2 separate regions of the Homo sapiens genome follow, and region 2 is linked to region 1. The links are chromatin contacts, found by Hi-C or POLR2A ChIA-PET in ENCODE. All regions are on one chromosome and are shown on one strand. The core of a region is the stretch at or near the end of the contact, and the rest is flanking DNA. Distances in the headings are between cores, read along the strand shown.

Evidence for each region. A loop is a pair of places that touch in the nucleus more often than their neighbours do. ChIA-PET counts read pairs that join two places held with the same protein, here RNA polymerase II (POLR2A). Pooled maps may share reads with other maps.
Region 2: a pooled map of heart left ventricle shows a loop between it and region 1 (3-fold over the local background). The contact joins the promoter of CDC26 here to the enhancer-like site in region 1. A Hi-C loop is called at or near these places in 1 of 50 pooled maps. POLR2A ChIA-PET finds 5 or more read pairs at or near these places in 2 of 52 experiments (AG04450 and OCI-LY7).

What each region holds. Positions count from the first base shown.
Region 1 is chr9:112,297,098-112,304,335 of GRCh38, reverse strand. PTBP3 (polypyrimidine tract binding protein 3) reads left to right here. Exons shown (of 14, transcript NM_001163788.4): 2 at 6,420-6,504. The coding sequence starts at 6,471. Among named protein-coding and RNA genes, the nearest start is that of PTBP3, 33 kb to the left of the region's middle. Within about 2 kb of position 4,640, at least 2 of the 41 ENCODE cell types and tissues checked have a DNase peak (open chromatin) inside an H3K27ac peak, as active enhancers do.
Region 2 is chr9:113,273,961-113,281,198 of GRCh38, reverse strand. CDC26 (cell division cycle 26) reads left to right here and starts at 5,627. Exons shown (of 4, transcript NM_139286.4): 1 at 5,627-5,817. It overlaps PRPF4 (pre-mRNA splicing tri-snRNP complex factor PRPF4), which reads right to left and starts at 5,541. Exons shown (of 14, transcript NM_001244926.2): 1 at 5,429-5,541; 2 at 4,474-4,651; 3 at 2,068-2,254. The coding sequence starts at 5,455. RefSeq lists enhancers at 5,554-5,893, 5,661-6,516.

The sequences.
Region 1 (7,238 bases), core at 3,391-5,890:
AACAAATCTCATCACAGTGTTCACAGGAAAAATTCAAATGCATAGGCAGATACATGCTTTATTCTTTTTCTGAAAGGTTAACCATAAATGAGACTTTAATAAATGTCCCATACAATTCTGTACAATTGGACTCTGGTACTAAAAATGGATACATTTTTTTTTTCCTCCTAAGACAGAGTCTGACTCTGTTGCCCAGGCTGGAGTGCAGTGGTGTAATCTCGGCTCACTGCAACCTCTGCCTCCTGGGTTCAAGTGATTCTCGTGCCTCAGCCTCCCGAGTAGCTGAGATTACAGGCATGCACCACCATACCTGGCTAATTTTTGTATTCTTAGCAGAGACAGGGTTTCACTGTGTTGGCCAGGCTGGTCTTGAACTCCCGACCTCAAGTGATCCGCCTGCCTTGGCCTCCCAAAGTGCTGGGATTACAGGTGTGAGCCACTGTGCCCAGCCTGTAGTATTGATTGATTGATTGAGACGGAGTCTCACTCTGTCGCCCAGGCTGGAATATAGTGGTGTGATCTTGGCTCACTGCAACCTCTGCCTCCCAGGTTCAAGTGATTCTCCTGCCTCAGCCTTCCGAGTAGCTGGGGCTAGAGTTGCACACCACCACACCTGGCTAATTTTTGTAATTTTAGTAGAGACGGGGTTTCACCATATTGGTCAGGCTGGTCCTGAACTCCTGACCTCATGATCTGCCCGCCTCAGCCTCCCAAAGTGCTGGGATTACAGGCGTGAGCCACCGCGCCCAGCCTGTAGTATTTATTTTCAAGCTGCCCATGCGATTGTATTGATTAGCCAAGGCAGAGGGCTGTTAATCTTGCACCTGATACTCTGCTATAGGCTCTGGAAGAATATAATCTAGTATAAGGCACAAATAAGAGACCTCAAGGTATCTGAGAACTAACTTTGTGTACATATTTGACAAAATTATGTTATTGATAATTATACATACAGGAAGAATATATCATGTTAATGAACTAACATTCTGGAACCATACACATTTTAATGTTGAAAGATGATAAAAATTAAGTTGAACCTTTTCACTTGGGATAGAAAAATTCTCAAGGATGTGGTGCCATTTTATCTGTGACTAGTAGATAGGATTGGGTATGTAGCAAAGGGATAGTGCTTGAAGCAGGATAATATCATAAAAAGATGCAGAATAAGTATGATTTATTTGGAGAAAATTACATGACAGGGGAGTGTTACTGTGAGCAAGAGATCCAGATTAGAAAGATTGTTTCATTGCCATCACAGGACATTTAGACTTGATTCAGTAACCAGTGGAATAATTTCACATTAATGGTTGATTGGAAATTTATTTGGTAGGAAAGTAGGTAACAGTTTATCGAATGAGAAAAAAATAGAAAAAAAACATGAGTAACTTACTTTTCTCCCCAAATTGAAACTGAAATGGCATGTGTGCATTAAGAAGAATATAGTCAGGCTGGGCGTGGTGGCTCACGCCTGTAATCCCAGAACTTTAGGAGGCAGAGGTGGGCAGATCACTTGAGGTCAGGAGTTCGAGACCAGCCTGACCAACAGGGTGAAACCCTGTCTCTACCAAAAATGCAAAAATTAGCTGGGTGTTGTGGGCGGACACCTGTAATCCCAGCTGCTCAGGAGGCTGAGACACGAGAATCATTGGAACCTGGGAGGCGGAGGTTGCAGTGAGCTAAGATCGTGTCACTGTACTCCAGCCTGGGTGACAGAGCAAGACCTTGTCTCCAAAAAAAAAAAAAAAAAAAAAAAGATGAAGAATATAGTCAGCTTTTGGGATTCTTAGCCCTTGTCTGGGGCCTGTGTTAACAGTTTAACACCTCGTCTAGGTGCCTTTCTGGTAATCTCAAGTGTCTCTAAGATAAAGTGCTTTCCTGTACATTTCTTCTTTCCAGTTTTTTTATGTCAAAAATATGAAAAGAGTTGGTTCCTCACAGCAGGTAACTTGTTTGGATGGTAGAAAGGTGTTTGCGCTTTTGACTTCTCAAATGTTTGACTTTCAAGATACTGCCGTATTCTTTTTTCTCGTCAATTTTTCCTTTAACTCTTTTGGTAGATTTCTTATTTGCCTTTCCCTTGAGCTGTTGTATCCCTTTATAGTTTTGTTGTAGAGAGGGTATTAGGTCAATGTTTTTTTTCATTTTACAAAAAGCTATTTGCTGTCAATTGAAATTTGTGTAGTTTCTGGTATATGTTATCTGCGTTTTGTAATGTTCCTTTCTTTTCTTTTTGTTCTGCTTATCTTTGAAGGGATGCCTTCTGGACCACTGTTGTACAGAAGCACAGTGTTGAGGATGATCTGTAACAGCGGGCTGTGGCAGGGTTGAACACAGGTGTTAGTGATGACTGTTAGTGAAGACAGCAGGACTCTCAAGCCAGTAGGAATCCTTTGGCTGAGAATGAAGTACCTGTTGTCCTATATTTTATTTTTTAATTTTAATTTTATTAAACTTTTCAAACAATTAGAGATGCATGGCAAGTTATAAAGATAGTACAGAAAGGTCCTGTGTGCCCCTCACTAAGTTTCCTCCAGTGGTTACATCTTATATAATTATAGTACACCATCAAAACAGAAGCATTGGTATTGGGACAGTGCCTGTATATAGTTCTGTTTGATCTTATTGCATATGTAGATTCACATAACTACCATCACAGTCAAGATATAGAACTAATCCATCACCACAAAGATCTCCTTATGGTACCATTTATAATCACCTACCACCTCCACCCAACCATCTCTATCTCCTGGCAACCACTAATCTGTTTTCCATCTCTATAATTTTTGTCATTTTGAGAATACTGTAGGTGAAATCATAGAGCATATTATCTTTTGAGGTTGCTAAGTGTATGTTTAGTTTTTTTGTTTGTTTTTTTTTTTCTTTTTTTCAGAAAACACCAAACTACTTTCCAGAGTGTCTGTACCATTTTACATTGCTACCAGCAATGTATGAGAGATCTATTTTTTCCACATCCTGGTCTGCATTTGATATTGTAACTTTTTATTTTAGGTGTTCTGATAGTTAAGTGGTAGTATCATGGTCTTAATTTTTCCTTGAAGTGGCTTTTGATTTGCATTTCCTTAATGACTAATTAGGTTGAGCATCTTTTCATGTACTTACTGGCCTTCTTTGGAGAAATACCTTTTCAAATCCAATGGGTTGTCTTTTTTTATTGTTGATCTTAAGGGTTCTTAGGTGTTCTAGGTACCAGTTTCTTGTGAGATGTGTGACTTGTAAATACTTTCTTCCATTCTCCATGTTGTCTTTTTATTCTCTTGATGGTGTTCTTTGAAACACAAAAGTTTTTATATTTGACAAAGTTCAGTTTATTTATTTATTTATTTATTGCCATTCGTGCTTTTGGTTTTGATAATCCATTTTTTTTGTTTTTATTTTTATTTACTTAGAGATGGGGTCTCCCTATGTTGCCCACGTTGGTCTTGAACTCTTGACCTCAAGTGATCCTCCCTCCTTGGCCTCCCAAGTGCTGGGAATACAGGTGTGAGCCACTGTGCCCGGGTTTTTGTACCCCATATAAATGCAACAATATAGCGTGTATTCTTTGTGACTTTTTTTTTTTCTTTGAGACGGAGTCTCGCTTTGTCGCCCAGGCTGGAGTGCAGTGGCGTGATCTCGGCTCACTGCAATCTCTGCCTCCCGGGTTCACGCCATTCTCCTGCCTCAGCCTCCTGAGGAGCTGGGACTACAGGCGCCCGCCACCACGCCAGGCTGATTTTTTGTATTTTTAGTAGAGACGGGGTTTCACCATGTTAGCCAGGATGGTCTTGATCTCCTGACCTTGTGATCCGCCCGCCAAGCCCTCCCAAAGTGCTGGGATTACAGGCGTGAGCCACCACGCCCGGCCGTGACTGACGTTTTAGGTTTGTGAGATTTATCTGTGTTATGTGGAGCCGTAGTTCATTCTCATTGTTGTATAGTCATTGCATGCATTTACAAACATTTACTCAGTTATTCTGCAGTTGATGGCATTTAGTTGTTTCCAGTTTGACGAGTACAAATAATGCTGCTGAAGACAATCTTATATGTCTAGGTGCACACAAGCAGGCAATATCTTGGGGTTTATGCATCGGAGTAGACTATGTAAGGATCCTAGGATATTCATATATTTGACTTTAATAGATTGGATCAGACAGTTTTCCAAGTGGTACCAATTTACACTCTCACTAAATTATACTTAACTCCCATATAAGAGTTTTTGTCACCCCACATTATTACTAACATGATATTGTCCATCTTTTTAATTTTACAGTATTTCATTGTGGTTTTAACTTGCATTTCCCTGATGACCAATGAGGATGCGGTCAAATATCTTTAGTTTGATTGGATATGGTATTAGTCATTTATAAATTGTTTAAAAAAACATTTATTTCTTGTTCACTTACAATGGTGGTAGCTGTTATGGAGCTACACTTGTTATTCTGAGAATCAGGCTGAAAGAGTACCTCCTATTTGAGATATGCTCTTATTTCAGAGGGAAAGAGAAAAAACTGGCAGAAATGACTGATTTTTGAAGTTACTGTTTGGATTAAGTATAGGTCATGTCCATTCATGTTCCATTTGCCAAAGGATATTACAAAACTGTGTTGTCAATGGGGGGAGGGAGTTATACTCTTCCCACTGGAGGCATTGCAAGTCACATGGCCATGGATGGGGATGAATAATTCTTGTTCAGGAAAAGGAGAGGGTACAAATACTCTGGAACAGTGACATAGTCCACCACTTTGTGAGATGGCTGTTAAAGTCTCTTGTCATTTTTCTGTTATCTTGGGTTTTTCTTACTGATTTCTAGTGTTTTGTTTTTCCTTTTTTCTTTTTCTTAGTACGTGCTGGATATAAACCCTTTGTTGGTTTTACATATCGCAGATATCTTCTTATTCCATGACTTGTCTGTTTATTCTCCTAATGATGTCTTTTGTTAAATAAAATTGTTAATTTTAATGTTATCTAGGTTATCAGTATTTTTGCTTTATACTTGTGCTTTTTGTTATTCTTGAAAAAATACATTTCTGCAAATCTCGAAAGAGCTAAAGTGACCACCTTCAAGTGGTTTCTAACTTTATATTAACTTGATTTATAGGTAGAAACATACTGATGCTAACTCATATGTGTGGAAGATATATCTGTTAGTAATGCATTTAACCAAATTCCTCATATATAAAAATCATGTTGTGTATGTTTTAATTTTTACTATTAATACATTTAAAGCTGTGAAAATGTGTCTTTATCTGCAGGTAGCCAGCAAACCACAGTCTGTTAATTATCATATGTAGCCTGATAATATCTACATCTCAGATTTTATTAGGAAGACCTGTGCTTTAAGTGAGGCCTTAATCTTGATTTTTCTGGGAGTTGAGATTTTCAGTTTTCTTTTATCCTGCTTACTTAATTCCTTCTTCTTATTCCCAGATGTCTCTATAAACTTCCAGTGAAAGATCCAAAGGGAGTAATTTCTGGATGTTTAAATACAGGACTTGTTTAAATAATTGTATTTCTATTATATAGATATATTGGTGGTTTGTCTTTCTTCAGCAAAGGCTAAAGTTGTTCCCTACAGAAGTGGCACCTACACTTAAACATTAAATATGTGCTGTAGCACTATTGCTGTTCTAATATTTGTAGGATTGTTTGGGGATTAATTTTTATTATCCAGTGTATCAAAACACTTGTTCTTAAAAATTGGCCAAGGTAAACCAATAGTACTATTTAAAATAGGTTGGTTTTAACTTTGTACATAGTATTTATTGTCCTTCCTGAAAGTAATCTTTTAAATGTTGGTGGTAGATCTTACATTACAATGAAAAGACTTCTCTGAGTTACTTTTTAGTGTTGCCAGTTCAGATTTGGAAGTTGATCAAAACTCTTACCTGAAAAAAAGAGTAAATTACTTAAACAATTGTTTAAGAAATAGTCTGCATTAAAGATCATTTGGAGGATTAATGGATAAAAAGTTATTGATTATAAAGAATTTGGCCAGTATGGAAATGAAGTATATTTTCTACTTAAAAAAATACGTTGGTATTGAAAAGTCAGGATTCTTAGGGAGGACTGTACAAACTATTTGCATACAAATATATGCTACAAAAACAATGTCATAATGCAACCCCCTAAATATGGTTTGGCACTTTCAGATGTTATGTTTTGGAAACCTGCGTTTGGTTAGAAAGAATTTAAAGATTATGTCCCCATTTCTGTGGTGGCAGTTGTGTTTATATAGTTGTGGATTTGCAGTAATTTTTTCTTGCTATGCAGTTCATTTGATTTTGTGATTCTTGAGGAGTTCCCCCTTTAATGTCTTCATACAAAGATGAAGTAATATTATTAGCTTTTAATACTTTTAGTAAATATGGACCATTATCTAAAACTTGGTTTATTAACCAAACATTGGTTTTGCTTTTCAGCGGGGATCTGATGAGCTTCTTTCTTCTGGCATCATTAACGGACCTTTTACCATGAATAGTTCTACTCCTTCTACAGGTGTGTATGGTGAGTTTTTTTTTTTTTTTTAATATTTGATTTCTGTGGGTTTCAAATTGTTTTTTTACAATGCTCTTATTTTGCTTATATCATGTTGAAGTGCCACTGTTCATAACAAAAGCTAAAATTTGTTTCGGTAAAGTACTATATACTGTTTACATAGGTGAAATCACTAGTTATACCTCTCAAATTTTAAGGATTCATTTGGATCTAATTTGATGATTCAGTTTTTTGATTGATGTTCTTTGTGTTACATAATTTTGATAAAAATACTGTCAATAAATTGGTGACCCAGAACTATTGAGTAAAAGAGCTAGATCTAAAACTTGGGTTGAAGTCAGGTGTGGTGGCTCATGCCTGTAATCCCCAGCACTTTGGGAGGCCGAGGCTGGCTGATCACCTGAGGTCAGGAGTTCAAGACCAGCCTGGCCAACATGGCGAAACCCCGTCTCTACTAAAAATACAAAAATTAGCTGGGTGTGATGGCGGGAACCTGTAATCCCAGCTACTTGGGAGGCTGAGGCAGGGAGAATTGCTTGAACCTGGGAAGCGGAGGTGGCAGGGAGCCGAAACGTGCCATTGCACTTCAGCCTGGGGGACAGAGCGAGACTCCATCTCAAAAACAAAAAACAAAACTTGAGTGATGATGGACTTGAATAGAAGTATTAAAGTATAAGACGATACGTTTTAAAAATTGAAGTAATTTACGTACCATAAGGTACCACGTGATTTTAAAATAAATG
Region 2 (7,238 bases), core at 4,378-6,877, 980 kb before region 1:
GTTTGACAGGGATCCAGGTTAATAAAAAATGAAGAAGAAAGGCCGGGCGCGGTAGCTCACATCTGTAATCCCAGCACTTTGGGAGGCCCAGGCAGGCGGATCACTTGAGGAGGTGTTGAGAGGATCACTTGAGGAGGTGTTCAACACCTGGCCAACGTGTTGAAACCCCGTCTCTACTAAAAATACAGAAATTAGCCAGGCATGGTGGCACATGCCTGTAGTCCCAGCTACTTGGGAGGCTGAGGCAGGAGAATGGCTTGTACCTGGGAGGTGGAGGTTGCAGTGAGCTGAGATTGCACCACCGCACTCCACCCTGGGTGACAGAGCGAGACTCCGTTTCAAAGAAAAAAAAAGGAAGAAAAAAAGCCTCTAAAAGACAAGACAGAAGAATAAAAGTAGACCAATTATGTGGAAAGACATAAAAAGAACTAGCATATTCCATAAGGACCAATGTGGCTATTCTAGTAAATTGGGGAAGGGAGACATGAGTAAGGCTGAAGACCTTACAGACCATGGTAAGAGTTTTTTACTCCAAGTATGAGAAGACAATCTAGGATTTTAAGCAAGCAATTAACACAACATGTTTGGGGCTATCACAACAGTGCAGATTTGAAAGCAGTAAAGATAGAGCAAAGAAGATAGCTGGAGTTGTATCTCGCAAGTAGAACAGACCAGATTTTGCTAATGGATTATAAAGGAGGCTAGGCAGATTTTCAACTAAGAATTGTATGAGTATAGGAGAGAGGTGGGGAAATATTTCAATTCAGATGTCTCAAGTTTGAAGTACCTGTGGGATACCTAAGCTGCAGTGAGAGATTTGGGAATCATCAGAACACACAGTGAATGATGCCATGGGAGTAGAGCTGATCACCAAGGGCAAGTAGAGAAAAAGGCAGCCTGTAAAGGGCAGGCAGAGAAAAAGAGGTTTAGAAGGTAAGTGAGAAGAATTAGCTAGTGAGAGAAGAGGAAAATCAAGAGGATTTGTTATTAGGAGAGTGAAGGAAAGGGAGTAGTTCAAGGAGGGAGTATTTCAAGGAGGAGTGGCTGGCAGTATACTAGGGCTATTCTTAGTAAAGGTGGATTGGTGATCTTAACAAAGAGCAATTTTAATGTGGTAGGGGTTGGTCAGTTTGCAGCAGGTTGAAGAGTAAATAAGGGTAAGGACCTCAAGGGAGTAATAGAAAAAACCCTTCCAACAAGCTGGATGATGAAGGGTAGATGAGACAGTGGACAGAGAGACCAGAGGGGCTCCTCATAATTGTGTGTGACTAGACCACAACTAAGACTTCGCAACCTGCAAATAACAAGAGGGCATTATCTGAGGATGGTACCCCTCTTCAATAAAATCCAAGAAACATTTATCATTGTTCTATGTCATTGATATGGAATGCATTTGATGTCTCAATTTTCAAAGCCCAACAACAAATGTTTATCCAATTCAAAACTCGCACTGGGGAGGGGAGGCAAGGGAGCATGTTAGCACCCTCTTCCAAGTCTATAAAGAAAAACGGGCCAGGCACGAAGGCTCACGCTTGTAATCCCAGCACTTTGGGAGGCCAAGGTGGGTAAATCATTTGAGGTTAGGAGTTCAAGACCAGCCTGGCCAACATGGTGAAACCCTGTCTCTACTAAAAATACAAAAATATAAAAAATAACTAAAAATACAAAAAAGAAAAATGTGGTGGCAGGTGCCTGTAATCCCAGCCACTTGGGAGGCTGAGGCAGGAAAATCGCTTGAACCCGGGAGGCGGAGGCTGCAGTGAGCCGAGATCACGACGCTGCACTCAAGCCTGGGTGACAGAGCAAGACTCTGTCTCAAAACACAAAACAAAACAAAACAAAACAAAACAAAACAAAACAAAAACGAACAAACACAAAAAAGAAACATTAATAGTGCGGTAAAAATTGGCCTAAGACAGATTATGGGCTAACTCATATAAACACAGTAAGATATTGTTAACATGATTTGAGACATTCTATTAAAGTTCAACTAAATGATCAACCAAAATTTGGAGTAGAACCCTGTGATTATAATAAAGAAAAAAAGTAAATATTTAGAAAGGCAACCTTTCTCTTCTTTCAGCAGGACCCTCTCCAAAAAGTGTGATGGGTTCCCCCAAGGCTCTAAGGCAAGCTTTGACCTCTGAGTCATCTGTGGAAACATTGATCTGCCGGGCTCGCTTCCTTCTCTCAAACTCAGCCAATACTTCTGCCTGTCGCTCGCTGATATGCTCTTCAATTTCAAACACTTCTCCTATTAAAAAGAAAACAGGCAACATCAGCAGATCTTCTTCAAATAGAGAGAAATAATTTCTAGTAATTGCAGTCTGTGTATGCCCTGAGGGAAAAGTAACTGTCTATTACACATTTTATAGTTTACTGTTTTTCAGTTTATTAAATTATGCCAAACACATAAACCTAAATGACACAGCTTCAAAAGGCAAGAAAATGGTTCAAGCCACCTCTTGTTTCATTTATTAACTTTGTGCCTATATAAACACACACTTTGGCTGAGACCAGCAAGTAAGAGTACAGAACATCTTTTGCAAATGAGTTAACTAGGCTGTCTATCCAGAAGATGTAACAGAAACATTATTGTAACAACAGCCAAAGCTATTTATTCTCGAAAGGAGACCCAGTATAGGGATACTTAACAAATCATTAACTACTAAACTGCAAATAATTACCAGGAAAATGAGAGTTCCACAACTATAAGGATTTCTGGATAATCTAGCAATAGTTTTGAAACCCACACCAAAATACAAGTGTGATAAAAAATGAGAGGTACAGTGGTGACGTTATGTTTAAAAACAGTATTAAAAGTTTAAAAAGTCACTAGGCTACAGTGCATGTGTTTAGAAAATGTGTGGGAGGATCAATAAGAAACCTGACAGATGTCCCTACTGCAGAGGAGTCTTCATTTTATGCCCTTTGGCATTGTCTGAATTTCTTAGGACAAATATGCATAATTTTATTTTTAAAATATAGTAGACCTCTCATTACTGACATGGAAAGATATCCTCAATGGTATATAAATGAAAAATGGGGGTTATACAACAATTTACGTATTGTGTTTTCATTTATGGAAAAAATTACATACTTTTTAGCTGTATTAAAATTCTCAGAAAGATATACAATCAATTAATTTTAAAAATACAGGATTTTCTACTTCACACATTTATACATTGATCTTTTAAAAGAAAATAACTTTTTTTTTTGAGACAGGGTCTCGCTCTGTTGTTCAGGCTGGAGTGCAGTGGCACAGTCATGACTCACTGCAGCCTTGAACCCCCACCTCAGAACCCCAATTAGCTGGGAATACAGGCACGTGTCACCATGCCCAGCTAATTTTCTACTTTTTGTAGAGATGGGGTATCACTATTTGCCCAGGCTGGTCTTGGATTCCTGGGCTCAAGCCAGACTCCCGCTTCTCAGCCTCCCAAAGTGCTGGGATTACAGGTGTGAGCCACCAGGCTTGGCCACTATTACTTTTATAATAAAAAAAGATAGCTCAGTCAGGTGCAGTGGCTCACGCCTGTAATCCCAGCACTTTGGGAGGCCGAGGTGGGCGGATCATTTGAGGTCAGGAGTTGGAGACCAGCCTGGGCAACATGGTGAAACCCAGTCTCTACTAAAAATACAAAAATTAGCTGGGTGTGGTGGCGGGCACCTGTAATCTCAGCTAATCGGGAGGCTGAGGCAGGAGAATCCCTTGAACACAAAAGGCAGAGGTTGCAGTGAGCCAAGGTTACGCCACTGCATTCCAGCCTGGGCAAGAGAGTGAGACCCTGTCACACACACACACACACACAAAAAGATTTCACTTTGGGTAAAAAATAATTACAAAACTTCAAAAGGGAGAATATCATGAACCACTCTAGCTGCAAACCAATGCCAGAACTATGTTAGATCTCCAGAAGACAAATGGAATCAATCTGAATCCAAATGTACACTGAATTTTTGATAAGACTGCTCACTCATAGAAGAAAAACTATATAACAGATTGTAAGAAAAAGGCTCTCTGCATGATAATAAGGGGGTAGGCAAAATACAGCCTTATAGCTGCAAGTTTAAGAATTGAAATTCTGCCGGGCACAGTGGCTCACACCTGTAATCCCAGCACTTTAGGAGGACGAGGCGGGCGGATCACAAGGTCAGGAGTTTGAGACCAGCCAGACCAACATGGTGAAACCCCATATCTACTAAATATACAAAAATTAGCCGGGCGTGGTGGTGTGCGCCTGTAATCCCAGCTACTCGGGAGGCTGAAGCAGGAGAACTGCTTGAACCCGGGAGGCGGAGGTTGCAGTGAGCCAAGATCGCACCACTGCACTCCAGCCTGGCGACAGAGCGAGACTCTGTTTAAAAAAAAAAAAATTGTAATTTTTTGACATTATAAAACTGTGGTATTTAAGTTTAGAAAGGTATTCATTACACAAAGAGGTAAAGATGGGCTCACAATTTGCATCTTACCAGAGGTTATATTAATATTTCCAGCTTCGATCCCTGCTTTAAGTCCGTCTTTCCCCAAAATCCCAGACTCTCCTTTGGCCAGACGCTCCCTCTCCTTCTCTTCCAAACTTCCATAATAGATGTGTGGTTTCTTCACGACCGGAGCAACTAAGTCGTCGGGTGCTTTAGTTTTGGTTGCCTGCTAAATCAAAGATCTGCATTAAACTAAGGTTTAATCTTGGCAATTTACCGGACTTCACCAGAGGATGAAGCTCACCCTGAGTTTCACAGTCCTGTTTCCTCTGTAATTGAAAGGACAAATTGGACACTACTTAAGACGCTCTTCATTGATTTGAGGAGGTGAAGGTAGGGTGAGGGTGTTTCAGTCCCTCACTTTGGTTGATGGGATTAATAAAACTAGTGAGGTTCTCTCGGGTATTTTCCTATGAAAGGTTTGCTCTGAAATCTGTTTACTTCATTCCGTTGGAAGTGTTCAATCTCGTGTTTTATGCTTCCCGGATTACTGCTTATCACTGGGGAAATACTAAGGATAGATGAAATAACCAACGCGGTGCTAAAGGATAACAAGTTACAACATTACAAGTGTATACATTTCAAACGTTCCTAGACGTGAGGTAGTAGGAGTTAGTAGGTCTCATTAAAATTCTGAGATCTGCCAAAGGCATAAACCTTGGCCAAGACACTTCCCTATTTCAGAGCACCGTTACTGGATGAGTCGGAAGAGATGCTTGCCCTTTGGGGCTGTAGTGGGAGAGGTGCAAATAAGCTACAGTCCACGAAAGCGCTTAGGGATCAGGAAAACGGTGGTCCGCTGTGTAGGACACCGCTGAGTCCCGCAGCCTTCCTCCTCAGCCCTCCACCGCCTTCTCCCGCTCCTTAACGGCCCCTTCCCGCAGAGATCCCCTTCCCCCTTAGCGCTCCCTGCCAGAGTGAGCTGGGATCCCGGGCTCTGTACCGTGGAAGAGGCTCGCGAGGAAGCCATGCTGGGCTCTGGAGCCGCGAGGCCCCAGCGAAACCCGAACACTCCCTTTCAGACCGTCCACCGCGCGCCCAGCAGAGGGGAAGTGCGTCACTGACAGGAAGTGCGTCACTGACAAGACGTGGGCCAAGAGGGGTCACCGCCCCCGGAGCGGCGCGGAGCATGATGGAAGTCGTAGTAGGAAATGGCGTCGTGGCATTGAGGGGCATCCCTCCTAGAACCTCCAGGAAAAGCTCGCGGAAGACGAGGTTCTGCGGAGAGAGAGGCTCCAAGCAGTCTGGGAAGTGTAGTCCAGTTGGCTTAGCAGTAGTTTCGTTGGGGGGGAGCCGAGGTTCCGGGAAGGGGCTAGGCCGGCTTGAAAAGAGGTAGGTGAGTCGACTCGCGCGGCTCGGGGCTGAACTCTGGAGCGAGTCAAGGGCTTCCGGGGTCCGCTGTGCCCCCCGGGCGTACGGGGGCGTTTACGTCTTCTTGGAGCCGAGGACCATGTTACCATAGAAACCCTTGCCTGGGCTCCGAGGTACAGGCCTGGAGCTAGGGGACGAGGACTGTTCTCCTCCATGGTCCGGAAGTCTTCCCAGGCTCCCCCTCTGAGCTTGATGGCTCGGCGGTGGATTTGGGCTGCGGCGGGAGATTAAGCTAGAAGAGCCCGCTAGTGCCAAAGTCAAATAAAGACCCGGCGGAGGAGCTTCGGCCTGATTTTGTTGATTTGTCTTCAGCCTGGTCTTTGTATCAGATTGAGAGTAAGATGATGGATAGGAAGGTGTCAGGTAACTCTGTACGTCTCTCTGCCCTGCTGGATGCTGGGGCATTAGAGACGAACAGGATAAGGTTTTTATCCCCACATGGGCGGTGGGAGATCCTCAAAATATTGACGTTTCCCTAGCTGGCCAGATCCTCATGCAACCCCCTAGAACAATTACAGCAATAATAGATGTTATTTATTGAACATTTATTAAATGCCAAATAATATTCCAAGAGCTTACTCTGTATTACGTTATTGACTTCCTACAACAGCAGAGTAGGATACAGATGAGGGAACTAAGGTCTAGTGAGAAATGAAACGAATTGTTCAGGATCGGTGGTGTAGTGGGATTAAAACCTGTGCCCTTTAACCTCTACAGCCAGCACTTTTAACTGTTAATCTATACTGCTCCCTAGTGGCCAGTTTTTTGCAGTTTGCAGAAAAGGTAAAATGTATAGATTTTTTTTTCCCCCTTTTAGGTATCCCTATCCCTCTCTTTCCCTCTTTGGAACTTTGGCTTTCTCTACCATTTGTCTGCATTGGAATCTGGTAGAAGATAATGCCTGATTTAGTACAAAGGAATTTGAAATGTAATGTGCCAGTGTTTTGTGTTGATAATATCACCTGTAGTATCCTAAGCTTCATGGGAGAAGGAACTATTTCTTCCTTTGTATACTTCACAGTCCTTAGTTTCATCCTAGATACGTGTAATAATTTGTATCTGTACATACTTTCAAGGAGTTTTCACTTCCATCATTTTCACTTAATGCTTATCATGTTGACCTTTATAATTTTTATAGGAGGCTAAAATTATTAACCAAACTGAACAGCTTGCTTCGATGACTTCTTTATGTGTGAAATAGGAATCATTTTGTCAACTTCACAGGGTTTTTGTGTTAAAATAAGAATGTAAAGAATGGGAATGGAAAAACAGCACGGTGCTCAAGAATGATCTCACCTTCTAGTCAACAAACATTTACTGACTGTTTTTATAGATACACTCTAGGGGATGCTGTGGAGAATATACAAATGATGCCATCAACA